Linked DNA regions of Homo sapiens: all the other regions are linked to region 1. Evidence: chromatin contacts called from ENCODE Hi-C or POLR2A ChIA-PET data. All regions are on one chromosome and are shown on one strand. Each heading gives the region's core, a stretch centred on a gene start or an enhancer-like site at or near the end of the contact. The rest is flanking DNA. Distances are from core to core; before and after follow the strand shown. Region 1 holds the start of EDEM3 (ER degradation enhancing alpha-mannosidase like protein 3). Region 2 holds the start of UCHL5 (ubiquitin C-terminal hydrolase L5). Region 3 holds the start of RALGPS2-AS1 (RALGPS2 antisense RNA 1). Region 4 holds the start of FAM20B (FAM20B glycosaminoglycan xylosylkinase).

Region 1 (3,467 bases), core at 418-2,917:
AGGAATAAGGAAGCAAGTATATTTAACATTTATTGAGACACTGCAATAGTTTAGGAGAGAGGTAATGGAAGCTTGAATGGAGCAAAAGTGGGAATAGAAAGAAAGGTAATAATCTGAAAGATAGAAGAGGTAAAATCTATATAATTTGGTAATTAATTGCACGTGGACCCCGAAGGCTAAAGATGAGTTGACAATGATTCCGATGCATTAATTTGAATCAGAAAACATCTTACGTTTGAGCTACCCTTGGGCTAGACATTAGGACATTTCTATTAGGGAGGTGGAAATGTGGGTCTAATGATCAGGACAGATATTGATTTAGAAATCAACCACAGAGATATGTTGGCTGAATCCTTATGAGAAGAAATCACCAAGGAATAATTAGAGTACAGAGAGAAAAAGGACAAAAAGAAAACCTTAAGGGAACACCTGTATTTTAATATAAAGTAGCGAGAGAATGAAGGAAAACGGGTCAGCCAGAGAAGAGGTAAGAGGTTAAGAGGTAAGAGGTAAGGTGATAAAAGTCAAGGAAGAAACGTTTCCAGAAAGACCGCCGAATACTGCTTAAAGGACACGTAAGTAATTTACTGTGGTCACAGAGATCACATCGAAGCTCCTAAACTCCGCACCTATTGAATGACCACACTAGAAAAACAATGTGGTTTTTCAAGAGGAACCGATGTGTCATTTTACCAATAGTTAACCTGGGACTCGGTCATCAAAATTCATTGCAAGTTCCAATCTCCTTCATTAAACCTTCTTTGCAGCCCACACAGCTCTCCTTACATTGAGCTTTTGAGGTAACTATTATTAATCATGTACGAGGACCCACGTGCTCCTTCATCCTTGTAGTACTGCGCGGTGGTTAAATGCAAGGGCTTCCGAATCAGAGGCTGGATGGATTCTAATACAGCAGTGTGACGAGCTCTTGTTAACCAACTTTTCTAAGCCTCTGTTTTCTCGTCTGCAAAAGGGGGATGGTGGTACTTACTCTATCAGAGTTGAGAAGAGTGCATGAGATGATTGCGAGTAAAAACCTTAGCGCAATGCCTTCAAAGGCTCAATTCATTTTGCTGTTACTGTGTTTTGGAATTTCCCTGAGGGTAGACGACTACTCCAACACTATTCCCTAACGCAGCAGCACTGACATGGGGACAGTGCGCCTCATTCAGCCAGCTCTCTGGGAAACAACTTTCTGAGGAAGAGAGATAAACAGCTGACGGGTTTCCCGGGACTCCGCAGCCCACCGAGACAGGGTTGACTGTAGGGCGCCGAGGAAAGGGGGAGGTGGGATCCCAGCAACCACTGGCGACCTCGGAGGACCGCAAGTCCCAGGGTGCAGCGCGCCTACCCCGGGTAGAAGCGAGAGACACGGCTCCGAGTCGGCTCGCGGGAGAGCCGGGGAAGAAGCAGTGCACACTGGGACTGGTAGTCCTCAGGGGGCAACTCCGCGGGTCGGAGGCGGGTCGAAGCGAGAGATCCCTTCCCAGTCCCGCCTTTTGTCCACGTCTCACTTCTCCTGGCCAATGCCCTCTCCAGTCGCCGGAGACAGCCCCTCTCCCATGAGGTCTCCATTGGTCCTGAGGCTCTACGGCTTCGGCCCTACCCGGAAGTAACGTTGGGGAGGCGGTTTCCTAGACTACGACACCGGAAAGCTGGGGGAGGCGCTCCGGGATACTGAGGGCGGAGGGCGGTGGCAGCGCTGGCGCTGGGGACCGGCTTGGTGGCTTCGGGAAACAGTTTGGCGCCGGCGGCCGTCCGTGTTACTCCGCATCCCGCCCCGTCTCGGCACGGCTAGCAGCCCCCTGGCCACCAGCGTCCAGCAATGTGTCTCACCGGCCGGGCGTAGCAGCTGCGCGTGCGCGGAACCGCGGGGCCATGAGCGAAGCCGGCGGCCGGGGCTGTGGGTCCCCGGTTCCCCAGCGAGCGCGATGGAGACTAGTGGCGGCGACGGCCGCGTTCTGCCTGGTGTCGGCCACCTCCGTGTGGACGGCGGGGGCCGAGCCCATGAGTAGGGAGGAGAAACAGAAGCTTGGGTAAGGGTGCTGGCAGCCTGGGGTGGGTTTCTCGGTGAGGCTGACAACAGGAGGGGTGCCTGTCATTGCGACCCGGTCGCGTAGTGGCCTCTCCTGTCGCGATTGGAACGGCTCTTCCCGCGCGAGAACCCTAGAGGGGTGGACAGGGTCCGGGGAGGTGGGAACCGCCGCCCGCGACCTGACCTCGGGGGAGCTGACGGGGTGTCGCCCTGGCCGCCGGTGACATGTGCAGGCTCCTTGAAGCCAGGCGCGGTGTGTCAACGCGGCTGCCATGTCAGTGGCCCAAGAAGGGGGCTACAGCCCGCATCGCTGCGCGCTGGAGTTCTGCGGTTGGCTGCCTGTCGACCGAAGCATGGTTAGCTTTCTCGCGCAAGTGAGCTTCCAACTGGGAAAATGTTGCTGATCTCACAGTAGTTAAGGAAATGATGTTTACACCTGTTACGGAAAAGGGGGCGTTCATTGGAACTTGAACTTTACACATTTTACTATTTCCTTGCAGTGTTTTCTTGCACTGTATTTTCATAATAGAATGTTTGGGGGGAAATTATTCAAAAGTCTCAAGTATACCTATTCAGTAGTTTTTATCCGTCTTGGAAGTGTGTTAAAATTATCAATTCTATTTACACCATTTAATTCAGAGTAATACATACACGAGGTCCTACACATGAATAAGAAAAAAGCGAAGAACCAGTAGGAAATGGGAGAAAGGCATGAACGGTTAAGCCAGAAGAGGAAATGGAAGTGGTAAATAAACATGAAAAGTTACTCAACCTCCATAAACGTAGGAGATGCAGATTAAAACGAGGAGCTAGCTGGTTTTTGCCCATCAGATTAGTAAATATAATACAAAACACAAGGATACGGTTCTGGTTAGTTAAGGAATAGAAAAAAAAGGCTTAGTGAGAGTGTAAATTGCTGTAACTTATTGGTAGTATCTACTAAAATTTAAATTGTGCACACTTTGATTCATCAGTTCTATTTCTGAGAATCTACCCTAAGAAAATAAAAGCACTCTTAATGCAGAGATAGATCCAGCCTGGGCAACAAGAGCGAAACTCTGTCTCGAAAAAAAAAAAAAAAAGTGCATTTTGAAAGAACAGCTCTTCCTTGGAGGAAATGGTTCAATAGGGTACGTTCATATTATGGAATAATATTGAGACATTAAGAAGAAGGAAGTACGTCACTGGAAGCCTATCCAGAATATATTTCCAAAACAAAAAAAAATGCAAGTTGTAGAATAATATGTATAGTATCATCCCATGTTTTTTTTAAAAAAGAAAAAAAAAATCTGAGCTCAGAAAAAAAGTGGAACGAAGATTATCTCATGGGGTTAGGCTGGAGGGGTGGTGGAACCATCAGGTCTTACTTTATGTACTTTAAATCATTGCAAAGAGTCTTGTATTCGTTTCTAAATAGCAATAAAGGTCACTT
Region 2 (3,467 bases), core at 591-3,090, 8.3 Mb before region 1:
GCTGCCAACTGGTTGCCACGTGGTATGGAACTAGTAGTTGCCAGATCTCATTTTTCTCAAAGACCCAGAAATCTGGCTTTTTATGTAAACTCTCAGGATTAAACGTTAACATAATGAAAGGCATCTTAACCCCCTTCTCTGCTTACTTCTAGATTGTGCCAAAGGCTAAATTTTCAGTTTGGTCTTTCTACAATAGGTACCATGTTAATTAAGTTGGGTATCAAGTACATTTTAGTTTTGATGTATTTTGCACAGAAAACATTTTCAAGTTCATAGCAATATTACAGATTAAAAAAAATACCACAAACTACTTTGGGCTCTGATGCCAATCATTCTGGACTCTGTGCCTCTTAAACTTTTCCAATAAAGTATCTCAAGGAAATATACTGTACAGAATCCTCCTAGTCTCCAAGTTGAGGGCAGAGTTTCCGGAGATAAACTTCAAGAAAGTTACAAAAAAAATTTTTTTTAAACCAACACTTCATACAAATTTTGGCTTCTACCCCATAGCGTACTCAGGCTCCTTTTAATACAAAAGCTGCTCTGTTGCTTCCCTCAATAAAATTTACCACGTTTATTTCATGGCTTCACATAATCTGTAGCACAAGGCTCCCTAACTCCAGGGCACAAGTCACCTATTTGAGAAGGAAGGAGTCAGAGTTTTACCCACTAAAACATTTTTTTTTTCTGGAAGCCAAAGGTCTTTCTTGGAATATGTAGCTTTTAAGGAGTAAATATACACTTAACGACTTCAATATACTCTTAAAAACTTTAATCTTAACACTATAGTATTCTATAAGAGCCTGCTGAATGAGGGCAATTTAGTAAATATTTAGTAAATATTTGGTTTAACTCATCATCCAGTTTTAGAACCATTCCAAATGTTTTTAGATTAATACACGACATTTGTTTTCAACCTAATTTTCCCTTGACGCACCGCATCCCCTTCCACTAGTCTAGCAGCCCCATGGACAAACCTTTCTCCTCTCCCTCGTTATTCCTCTGTGATAAATTCACCCTGTCTTCCCACAAAGATCCTTCTTCCAAAACCCAGATCCCGGGCGACGCCTCTCCGCGCAGAAGCCGCGGGAGAAGGAGGAGAAAGAGGAGGAGTAAAGCAGGCCCTCTCGACGTCGGCCTGTGGGGAGCGATGCCGACAAGCAGGAGCGGTCCCGGCTTCGGAAAGGGCCCACCCTGAGGAATGGTCCGGCCGGGCCTAGCGAGGATGTCCCTACCGCGATGCTGGTTCCGTTACCCAGGGTGGACAGGCGCGGAAGCGGGACGGGGAAGAGCGATAGTTTCGCGGCGTTTGCCCAGCCTCAACCCCTGGGATGCGGGTGAGAGACATGGAGGACTGGTCAGAATTTGCGCGTCCCTGGGGCCGCACAAAAGGCTCCCAGCCGGCCTCCCGCAATGTCCTCACCTGTACCTGGCAGCCGACCCCCTGGATCCGCAGCGCCGCCAGGAGAAGTCCTGCGCAGCGCTGGGAAACGACAAAAGAAGGCAGCCTGACGGGCAGCGACAGCCACAGCAACAGCAACAGCCCCACTGCCGCCGGGGATTCCAGGTTCGGTTCCCGGGAACGAGTCCTGCCCCTCTTCTTTTGCCCCGCCTCCGCCCCAGAGGGGCGAGGATCCCGGATGTTGCCTCCTCGGCGCTGTGAATCACCGCCCTTTCTTCTCAGGCCCCAGCCCTTCCGAATCCGCTACGGGTGCTGCAAGGCCTGGGAAGAGTTTCGATGTCTCTAGGGTGGCTAGAGCGTCCTCCCGCGCTCAGTCGCGCTGCAGGTGACGGCGCCCGGAGGCTGTCGGGAAGTAGGCGGGGTGACGTGTGGTTGACGAGCTCGGCGGCGGGTTTGCTGAGATCTGTGGCCGGCGGCAGCTGGTGCGGGGGGCAGCTGAGAGCGAGAGGTGGATCGGGGCGGTGTGTGGCCAGGGCCATGACGGGCAATGCCGGGGAGTGGTGCCTCATGGAAAGCGACCCCGGGGTCTTCACCGAGCTCATTAAAGGATTCGGTGAGAACCAAGGGGACCGTCCTGGGCCTGGGGTCACGGGAGGAGGCCCAAGCTGGGCATGGAGTGGTTCCCTGCGGCCACCGCCGCCCCGCGTCTGGAGAGGTGACTTCAGGAACCTGGAGTCCGGGTGGGGGAAATGTAGATGTTCTGCCCTCTCCTCAGCTCGAGACAGTCGCGTTTCCACAGTAATTTGTAGAGCCACACCACGAGGGCAAGGATCGTGTCAGTCTTGTGCCTGCTGCATCCTCAGGACCTGGCACCCAAATCCTGTAATTGACTTGAGGGCCCTCGCTCCCCAAGCTCTTAAGCACGTATTGCCCTTTGCACTGCCCCTTCTCTGCGGCGCGCACCTTATCCCGGGCTGGTGAGGTCAAGTGCATTGCTCAGGCCATTAGTCCTGCAGAAGCCACCCTAGGGTGCGCCTTCTCAAGGGTGAGGTGTCTGCGGCTCAAGCCGCCCAGGAACTCGAGATTCTGGTTATTCAAAGCAGAACGCCTTGAATGTGTGAATAGCTCTTCGGGACGTCCACACACGCTGACTGCGTGGGCCTGAAAGGCCACTTCACTGGTTCCGCTCTCTGCTCATTTCTGGCTTCCGGTGAAGTGAGTTTTCTTGAGCTAGTGTTCTAGACTAGAGGCCACATGCTTTCCTCACAGTTTCTCTCTGGCTGTATTTAGTGCCTTTCGTCCTAAATAATCAACACATTTTACTTTTTATCCTTCCCTATTTATCTTGTTCTTAGTCTCTTCTTTGGACAGTACGTTTTTATCTATTTCCCAAGTGTTATTGACTCTACGATGTTAAAACTTTTACGCGGGATTAACAATTAAACGTTGATGTAGATATTGCCTGTTGTACACAGCTTAATATTTGGAATGTCATTTATCAAGCATATGTTGTTCATCTTCTATATCTCAGGCACAGTGGTAAGGATTGGGAAATTTTCTTTTTTTTGTTTGAGACAGAGTCTCGCTCTGTCGCCCAGGCTGGAGTGCAGTGGCGCGATCTTGGCCCACTGCAACCTCCATCTCTCGGGGTCAAGCGAATCTCCTACTTCAGCCTCCCGAGTAGCTGGGATTACAGGCACGCGCCACCATGCCCGGCTAATTTTTTTTTTTTTAGTAGAGACAGGGTTTCACCATGCTGGCCAGGCTGGTCTCAGCTCCTGACCTCGTGATCCACCCGCCTCGGCCTCCCAAAGTGTTGGGATTACAGGCGTGAGCCACGCGCCCACCCAAGGATTGGGAAATTTTCATGTGAATAAACCATAACTGCTGTTTCGAATAATTGACAGTCAAACTATAATATGGTGTGTTAATTGCTATGTTAGAGTATATACAAAATGTTAAAAGTACACAGGTCATGGAGGAGCACAGCCAGAAGGAAAAGCATAAACAGTAGTGATGTTAAAGTATATGGGTTAGCCAACAGCTAGCAAAGTGACTAGAACAT
Region 3 (3,467 bases), core at 401-2,900, 6.0 Mb after region 1:
CCAAAAAGTTATCAGAGGAGTTTCTACTTCTTAAACTTTTAAACAAACATATTTGCCCACTTATCATTTAAGCCCCATCAGGGCTTAAATGATAAGCCCTGTTGTGTCTCCCCTGTTGTGTCCCCAACCTCTAGGGAACTAACTGGCACCAAGTAGGTACCCAATACACATGTGCAGAATGAACTGAGTCTCTGGAAAAAGCTTAAGTGTTTTAAGTTGCAACAGGACAATTTCACCTATATATCCATCATTCACTACACTGAACTCTAATGACGTAATAAAAAGACTCGTACCAGGTATTTAAAAACACACACAAAAATATATTACTCACATATGTATCTGACTCACAAAGCCAGTTTTTCAGTTATGTTTTCTCTCAGGAAAATTTGTTGTATTCTTTCTAGTATTACTAATAAATATTAGAAAAGCACGTTGTGTTCTGCCAATGCAAGCATTATCTTCAAACTTACGTTGCAATCTGAAAAAATTTAGGCAAACTAAACAGTATTTCCAGAGTCCTGCCCCAAAGTATTACTAAAAGTCAAATTCCTTAATTCAATGAAAAGTGAAATAACGCACAGTGGCGCATGCCTGTAGTCCCAGCTTCTTGGGAGCCTGACACGGGAGGATCGCTTGAGCTCAGGAGTCTGAGACCAGCCTGAGCCAAATAAGGAGAACCTATCTTAAAAGGAAAAAAAAAAAAGTGGAATATAATGGGAAAAACGCACATCTTACCGTTCAAAAATTATGCTGAATTTTAAAAAGAAAAAATGAACTACGCTTAAAATAAATACACTGAAATTGTTTATCCCAAATGGCATTAATGCCCTTACATTTTGATATTTAGATCTGCCTCAAAAGACCTTTGAAGCTACATGATAAACTTCATGCCTACAAAGCTTGAGTTAGAGGTTATCTTTGTTAAAATAATACTGTTTGGATGCTCAGTTTTGGAAGTTTCCTCATAATTCTAAATTAAGATATTTAGCCGTAAGAGTAATACACTTATGTGTATGATTCTATAGCACTTGTTCTATAGCACTTGTACAAGCATAATGATCTTGAGTGGAACAGGCTTTATAATGAGCAAGCTATGATCTGTCTAACAGCGATACTCTGCAAACACGGGCTGAAAAGTTTCCTAAAATTCTGATGGTCATCTTCAAAGAAACTTGAACAGGAATCGATCTAATGGTGGACACAGAAAAATACCCAAGTCAACTCATGAACACTGGTAAGAAAAGGCTCTCTATAGCAACTAAAGTGTTGGGGAAAAAAAATCCAGGGAGCATAAACGATAAAGCTCAATTAACTGCTGCTTGTGTGATTCCACTTTATGGTCTTAAATACACAGTAGGCATTAGATATTTCTTTTGGGGTTTTTTTTTTTTAACAGAAATTTAGTATTTCAATTGCCCCTCCTCCACAGCTAACATCAGTGCCCTTTCTTCCTCCTCCCTTACCCCTCCCAACTCAAACAAATTAACATTTGTACTAGGTACCTCCTATCAGCTCGCAGCTTCTTCCCAAACACGCCCACGTACACTGAAACTGGCTTGCGTCTACACAACACACAGCTACAGGAAAAGAGCTTCGAGGGGGGAGCTGGGGCGGGGGGTTAATAATTCGCTCCGCACAGGTTTACGGCTATTTTCCAGAAACTAGTTCCTCGCTCGTGGCTCGCGTTTCTTCCAAATCACCTCAAAAGCACGGTGTTTATGAGCCTACCTAATCCGATACTGCAATGGAATTCCGGATATTTGCAGACAGATCTCCCGGCTTTGCAAGTGTTTGATGAGATACGTTCGGAATCTCCTTTTTTTTCTAGAGCCCGGTTCCAGGCCGTAGAGCAAGCCGACCTGGGGCTGCGGCCCCTGCCCCACACCCGGCCCGCGCGCCCGGCCCGAGGCCAGCACAGGACGCAGCCCCTCCGGGGCCGGGGCTGGCGGGGGCCGCTCGGGCTGCGGGCCGCTCTGCAACAGGTCACCCTGACCGCGACTCCGCGGGTTCGCGGGCGGCCAACTCTGCGGCCAGGCTTCTGGGCGCAGCCGCCAGGGCCAGGGGAGGGGGTGTGGCCCGGCTTCTGCTGGTCCTGGCTCCGAGGTCCGGGATCGGGCTCACCTGAAGGAAGACTGAGGCGCCGCTGGGCGCCAGAACAGAGCGGGCGGAGGCTGGGGGCTTCCGCCACCCAAGAGGGAGAGCGAGGCGGGTTCAAGGGGTCGCAGCGCCCCCGGCTTCAGGACGGCGCCCCCGAGCGGGGACCCCACGGCCGCTCCGACTCTGAGAACCCGCGGCCGAGGGAGGCGCGCCGCCCAGCGCCCTTCTCCCTCAGCCTCAGCCCCAGCTCCGCAGCCCCCTCCCTGCGCGCAGGGCGAGCAGCCCCGGGGCCCGCGGCCGGGAGAGCCACACTCCGCAGCGCCGCCGCCGCCATTCCCCGCGCCGCCCGGGGGGCGCCGCGTACCCACCCTCCCTCCCTCCCTCCCCCGCACCGCCCCGCGGCCTGAGCCCACCGACCTGTGCAGCCGCGGCCGTCGCCTCAGAGGACGGAAAGACGATGCCGGCCTCACGCTTCACCGCCACGGCCGCCGCCGCCTAGAGTAGCACTCGTCGACCCGAACAGTCACCGTCTCTCATTCAGCGCCCGCAGCAGCCGCCGCCGCCGCCGCCGCTGCCGCTCGGGGGAGGAGAGTGAGCTGGAACCACCCCGTCCGCGCCAGGGGTGGGGGACGAGAGCGGACCTGGCGGGGGCGCGCGCCAAGCGGGCGGGGCGGAGCCGCGCGCGCGCGCGCACCAACGGAGCGCGCTCGCGGGGGCTCTGAGAGCTGCAGCCGTCAGGGTCTTAACCTCGCGCTTCCCGCCCGCAGCTTTTCGGCCCCGCGGAGCCCAACTGCCGCCGGTGATCGGTGCCCGCAGCGCGCGCAGCCATCCGCAACCCCACCGCCCGGCGCCTGCTGAAAGGAGGGGCTCCCACCGGCCAAACAACGGGGGGGGGAAGGGGTAGGAGGATGGACAGGTGGGGCGTCCGCCACCGCCTGGCCACCCGCTCCCGGAACGCGGCCCTCTGTGAAATCCGCCGTGATGTCTGTGGCCTTCAGCGCCGGGCTCTTCACCTTTAAGGCCAGAGAACAAAGTCTGGAAGCACTTGGCCCCAAGATCAAATATCCAGCCCACGCCAGCGGTGTTTTTAGAAGTCACTGAGGACAAATGAGGGGGCTCCCAATGTGGAGAGTCACCCCACTGTCTTAGATAAGGTCATAAATTATGGTGATCAACATCCTCACACATTAAGATTCGGGAAGTGTTAGAAGTAGGCCTTTGTAAGATGTTACGCAGGGTACTACCCTTGACTTAAGGAGCAAATGACAGAAATTGGGCGGAAAGGTGTTGTTTCAGAGTCTACTAAATGGGTGGCCTACTTAAAGCTAGCACCATTTGATGCAGTGTGACTGTTAACGGAAGGTTTTAAG
Region 4 (3,467 bases), core at 632-3,131, 5.7 Mb after region 1:
TTCTAGAGAAACGAATAGAGCATACCAATGTCACATTTTCACCACACAGAAAAGAAACGCTGTGAACTCCAAGATGTCTTGATCATCTTTTACCTGTATCCATATTTATCACTGCACTTTATCATGAGTGAGGCTGAGAGTCTGAATTATACTTGTGTGTGCCTTTGTATTCTCCTTTGATAAGTAATTTCAAATGGGAAAGGGACTCCTGCTGACTGATTCCATTGTACGGTTCGAGAGGCCAAAGTCCAACATCTTTGCAAACTTTAGAAAAGTTATTAATAGAATACATTGATTTTAAATCTCCCTGAGATTGGCTATGAGTCTGGGCAAATAATTTAGCATCTTTACCATTTGTACCTCAGTTTCTCAGACAGTCGTGATAACGAATCATATTTGAGGAAGTGCTCTAAGCTTAGCTCAAAGATCCTGCATAAACTCAAGGAATGTTTGTAATACATAAGAACACTGAGATCTCTAACCAGATTTTTAGAAATCAACGCCAGTGAAATTTTTGCAAGAATTTACAACGCAAAAAACATAGGCGTGGCTAATAAATGGCAATAGTAATTTGTACCAGATTATAGATTTATAAAGTCCTACAGTTTAAAGGCTAAAGGCTAAAAAAAACCCCACATTCCTACTTCCCTTCCAAGTGAGAAATCAAACCTCCAGAGGGAAGCTGGCTGGGTGGGGAAGATGCTGATATCTGGCACTAGACCCAAGTCGCAATAGCAAGCAACTCTCATTTTCCCAAATTAGAAACTCCTTATCCATCCCAATGATGGTATGGTCTTTAAAAGGACTAATAATTCCATTAAGACTAACCAAGCCCTGTTACCCCTACTTTCCCTCCAATCCATCCTTCTACCCCTTCTCTTCTTATCCGGAGACTGGCAGGTTAACAGAAGTCAGATTAGAATGAATCTCTTATCAGAACCCACAATCAAGGACGCAGCTCGACAACTATTCACATTCATCATTAAGGGAAACGTATCGGTCCGCTCTTAATCGCGGGGCCGTCACACCCGGAAATGAAATCTCAAGCGCAGCCCACTGAGGGCTAACACAGCATTCGTTAAGTTGTGCCCTTCTGCGAGCGCCCGGCGCAGGACCCCAGGAGACCGCGGGCCCCGGGCACGGTTGCCCCGCCTTCCGCCTCCGGCCTGCAGGTCACTCGCGCTTCCCGGCCACGAGGCGGGCCCAGCAAAGACCCCGCGAGGGCGCGCTCCCTGGGCTGCCTCAACGGGCGCTCCGGGGAACACAAGAGAGGCACCGGGGCCAATCGCCTCTGGGGACCGCGCAAGGGGACGAGAGACGGTCACTAGAAGGACCTCTGGCAGCCTGAGGCGGCCCCAGGTGGGCCCGCGCCTCAGGTGGGCCAGGGACGTGGCGGCCGAGGCCGCGTCCCTTCAGCCGCGACCGCACACAGGGACACGCGGCCCGAGCGGGTCTCCCAGGAAGCCTCGGGCCCTCGCCCGGGACCCGCCCGCAGCCACTCGGGGACGGCTCAGGGCACCCGGTGCCCGGCCCCTCAGGGAGGCGCCCCGCCCCCAGGCGGCCCCAGCCCGGCGCGCGCTACGTACCGTGCCCCGCCCGCGTGCCGGTCCGCATTTTCCCGCCCGCCGCGCCGGGGGCGGGGGTCGCGCGCCCTCCCCCGCCCCCGCGCCACTCACCTGTCGGGCCCTAGGCTCGCTCCATGGCCGCCCGCGCGGTGCGGTGCGGCGCGGCCCCGGCCGCCCCCGCCGCCTCCGGGGAGGGGCAGCCCCACGCCGCGCTCACCGCCCCCAGCCGCCGCCGCCGCCACAGCGGCTCCGGCCCACCCCCGGCCCGGCCATTCCCAGGCCACCTCTCGCCGCGCAGAGCGGCAGTCCCACACCCACCCCCCCGCCTCCGAGGCCCCCGGCTGTTGGTACCGTCCTAGCGTAGCGCCTGCCCGACGGCCAATCCCAGCGCTCGCTCGGCGCGGCCCCGCCCCCGCCCAGTAGGCGGCCCCTACCGGACCCGCTCCGGACTGCCCCCCTTAACCTCTTCCATACCGGGCCCGTCCGCTTAACTCCCTCGGCGCCGGCGCCGGTCTCCTGCCGGCCGCGCCGCCCTGCCCGCTTACATAAACTGGCCTCTCACTTCTCACTTCCTTCGCTCTTTTTTCTTTTTCTGTATTTGTCCTCCATCCCCCACCCCGTCTTCTCTTTTTCTTTCCTGCTTTTCTTAGGTAGGTAGGCAGCCAAGCAGCAGGACTGGAGAGTTGCGGTCCCCTAGGTCGAGTTCTGTTTGTGAGAAGCATTTTCCCTCCTCCTGTTGCCTTTTTAATTTGCCTTGACTTCTGCTCGGAACTTCTGCCTATCTAAATGTATCCCCCGCTTCTTTTGCCCAGAAAAAGGCTAGCCTTTCCACACTGAGTGCAAATGGCTCTTCATTCGGACCAGAGCGGAGCGTCCTGCTACATACTTTCAGGAGCATCTCACAAAATTATGATTCATTTACTGTAATATTAGTTGTTTTACATCTGTTTTTTGCTAAGGACCGTAAGCCCCATGAGGGCAGGTCAGTCGCTCCTGGGTCGCCAATGCCCGACCGTAGTGCACCCAGTGGGCGCGGATAAATCGTGTGAATGAAAGATTCTGCCTTCCCTTTGTTTGCTTTCAGCTGACTTATACAGAGCCGCCACTGTGTCCATCCATTTATTCACCATATACTAAAGCGCAAACTTAGTGTGCCTGACCCTGAAATATAATGCAGGTTACTCCATGGAATAAGATGCGTGATGGGGAAAGACTGAGCTGACACTTTTTCTTCAGGCCACATAGTTCATTTAATCAGTAAGGCGTACTGAACAGAATTCTTTCTTACTGGCTGTATGATACTGGATGTGCCAGTTAACTTTGCTGAGCATCAGTTTCCTTAACTGGAAAATGGGAGTTAATAACTTCACAGGGTTGTTGTAAGGATTAAGTTAGGAAATGTATGGGGAAAGTACTCTAAGATTATTGTGTATGATTAGGTGTTATTCGTCTGTATATTTGCTGAGCATTTACTATCAGGAGATCCTAGAGAAATAATTGGGCTTGACACTTGCTCCGGACAATGTAGTTAGGGAGGCAGCATTAATCACTGCAGGAGACGTACAGTCAAATGCAGAAGGCATTGTATTAGCTTTTTGCTGCGTGTAGTTGAAAAGGTTTGGAGGTTTGGAGGTCGTTTTCTGGCCGGAGAATACATAATTCTTGGGAAAATGAGCTGGAAGATAATGAGAATCTACCTTATTTCTCTGCACAGGAAGATCAGTCTGCCTGCAGTTAGCTAATCTCCCTGAACCTTGCTCACTACATCAGGAGACCATAAAGCAAAAGGGTAAATCAACAGTTCCTTTAAGACACTTTATCCAAAAGGATTCTCCTTTCTTGCCTGTAACTCTGACAAGGACAGTGAGGGTGAACGCTCCAACTGTCACTGTTCAGGAAAAG

What was found. Hi-C counts contacts between places; a loop is a spot of excess contacts on that map. ChIA-PET counts read pairs that join two places held with the same protein, here RNA polymerase II (POLR2A). Pooled maps may share reads with other maps.
Region 2: a pooled map shows a loop between it and region 1 (17-fold over the local background). The contact joins the promoter of UCHL5 here to the promoter of EDEM3 in region 1. A Hi-C loop is called at or near these places in 5 of 50 pooled maps.
Region 3: a loop to region 1 is called in a map of naive thymus-derived CD4-positive, alpha-beta T cell, with 16 times the contacts of the local background. The contact joins the promoter of RALGPS2-AS1 here to the promoter of EDEM3 in region 1. A Hi-C loop is called at or near these places in 1 of 168 maps with a recorded cell type or tissue (naive thymus-derived CD4-positive, alpha-beta T cell) and 2 of 50 pooled maps. POLR2A ChIA-PET finds 5 or more read pairs at or near these places in 1 of 52 experiments (Caco-2).
Region 4: a loop to region 1 is called in a pooled map, with 11 times the contacts of the local background. The contact joins the promoter of FAM20B here to the promoter of EDEM3 in region 1. A Hi-C loop is called at or near these places in 1 of 37 single-sample maps with no recorded cell type and 7 of 50 pooled maps. POLR2A ChIA-PET finds 5 or more read pairs at or near these places in 1 of 52 experiments (activated T-cell).

The regions. Positions count from the first base shown.
Region 1 is chr1:184,753,058-184,756,524 of GRCh38, reverse strand. EDEM3 (ER degradation enhancing alpha-mannosidase like protein 3) reads left to right here and starts at 1,667. Exons shown (of 20, transcript NM_025191.4): 1 at 1,667-2,036. The coding sequence starts at 1,879. It overlaps LOC105371649 (a long non-coding RNA gene), which reads right to left and starts at 1,351. Exons shown (of 3, transcript XR_922357.4): 1 at 992-1,351. RefSeq lists enhancers at 1,414-1,513, 1,984-2,083.
Region 2 is chr1:193,057,733-193,061,199 of GRCh38, reverse strand. UCHL5 (ubiquitin C-terminal hydrolase L5) reads left to right here and starts at 1,840. Exons shown (of 11, transcript NM_001199261.3): 1 at 1,840-2,015. The coding sequence starts at 1,940. It overlaps RO60 (Ro60, Y RNA binding protein), which reads right to left and starts at 1,588. Exons shown (of 9, transcript NM_001173524.2): 1 at 1,424-1,588. RefSeq lists enhancers at 689-1,421, 1,489-2,018, 1,422-2,154, 2,179-2,488.
Region 3 is chr1:178,724,467-178,727,933 of GRCh38, reverse strand. It overlaps RALGPS2-AS1 (RALGPS2 antisense RNA 1), which reads left to right and starts at 1,650. Exons shown (of 1, transcript NR_187252.1): 1 at 1,650-3,467. It overlaps RALGPS2 (Ral GEF with PH domain and SH3 binding motif 2), which reads right to left and starts at 2,690. Exons shown (of 20, transcript NM_152663.5): 1 at 2,515-2,690. RefSeq lists silencers at 1,881-2,110, 2,311-2,430, 2,691-2,860, 2,762-2,916 and an enhancer at 1,751-2,340.
Region 4 is chr1:179,024,308-179,027,774 of GRCh38, reverse strand. It overlaps FAM20B (FAM20B glycosaminoglycan xylosylkinase), which reads right to left and starts at 1,881. Exons shown (of 8, transcript NM_014864.4): 1 at 1,677-1,881. RefSeq lists silencers at 1,095-1,834, 1,875-2,064.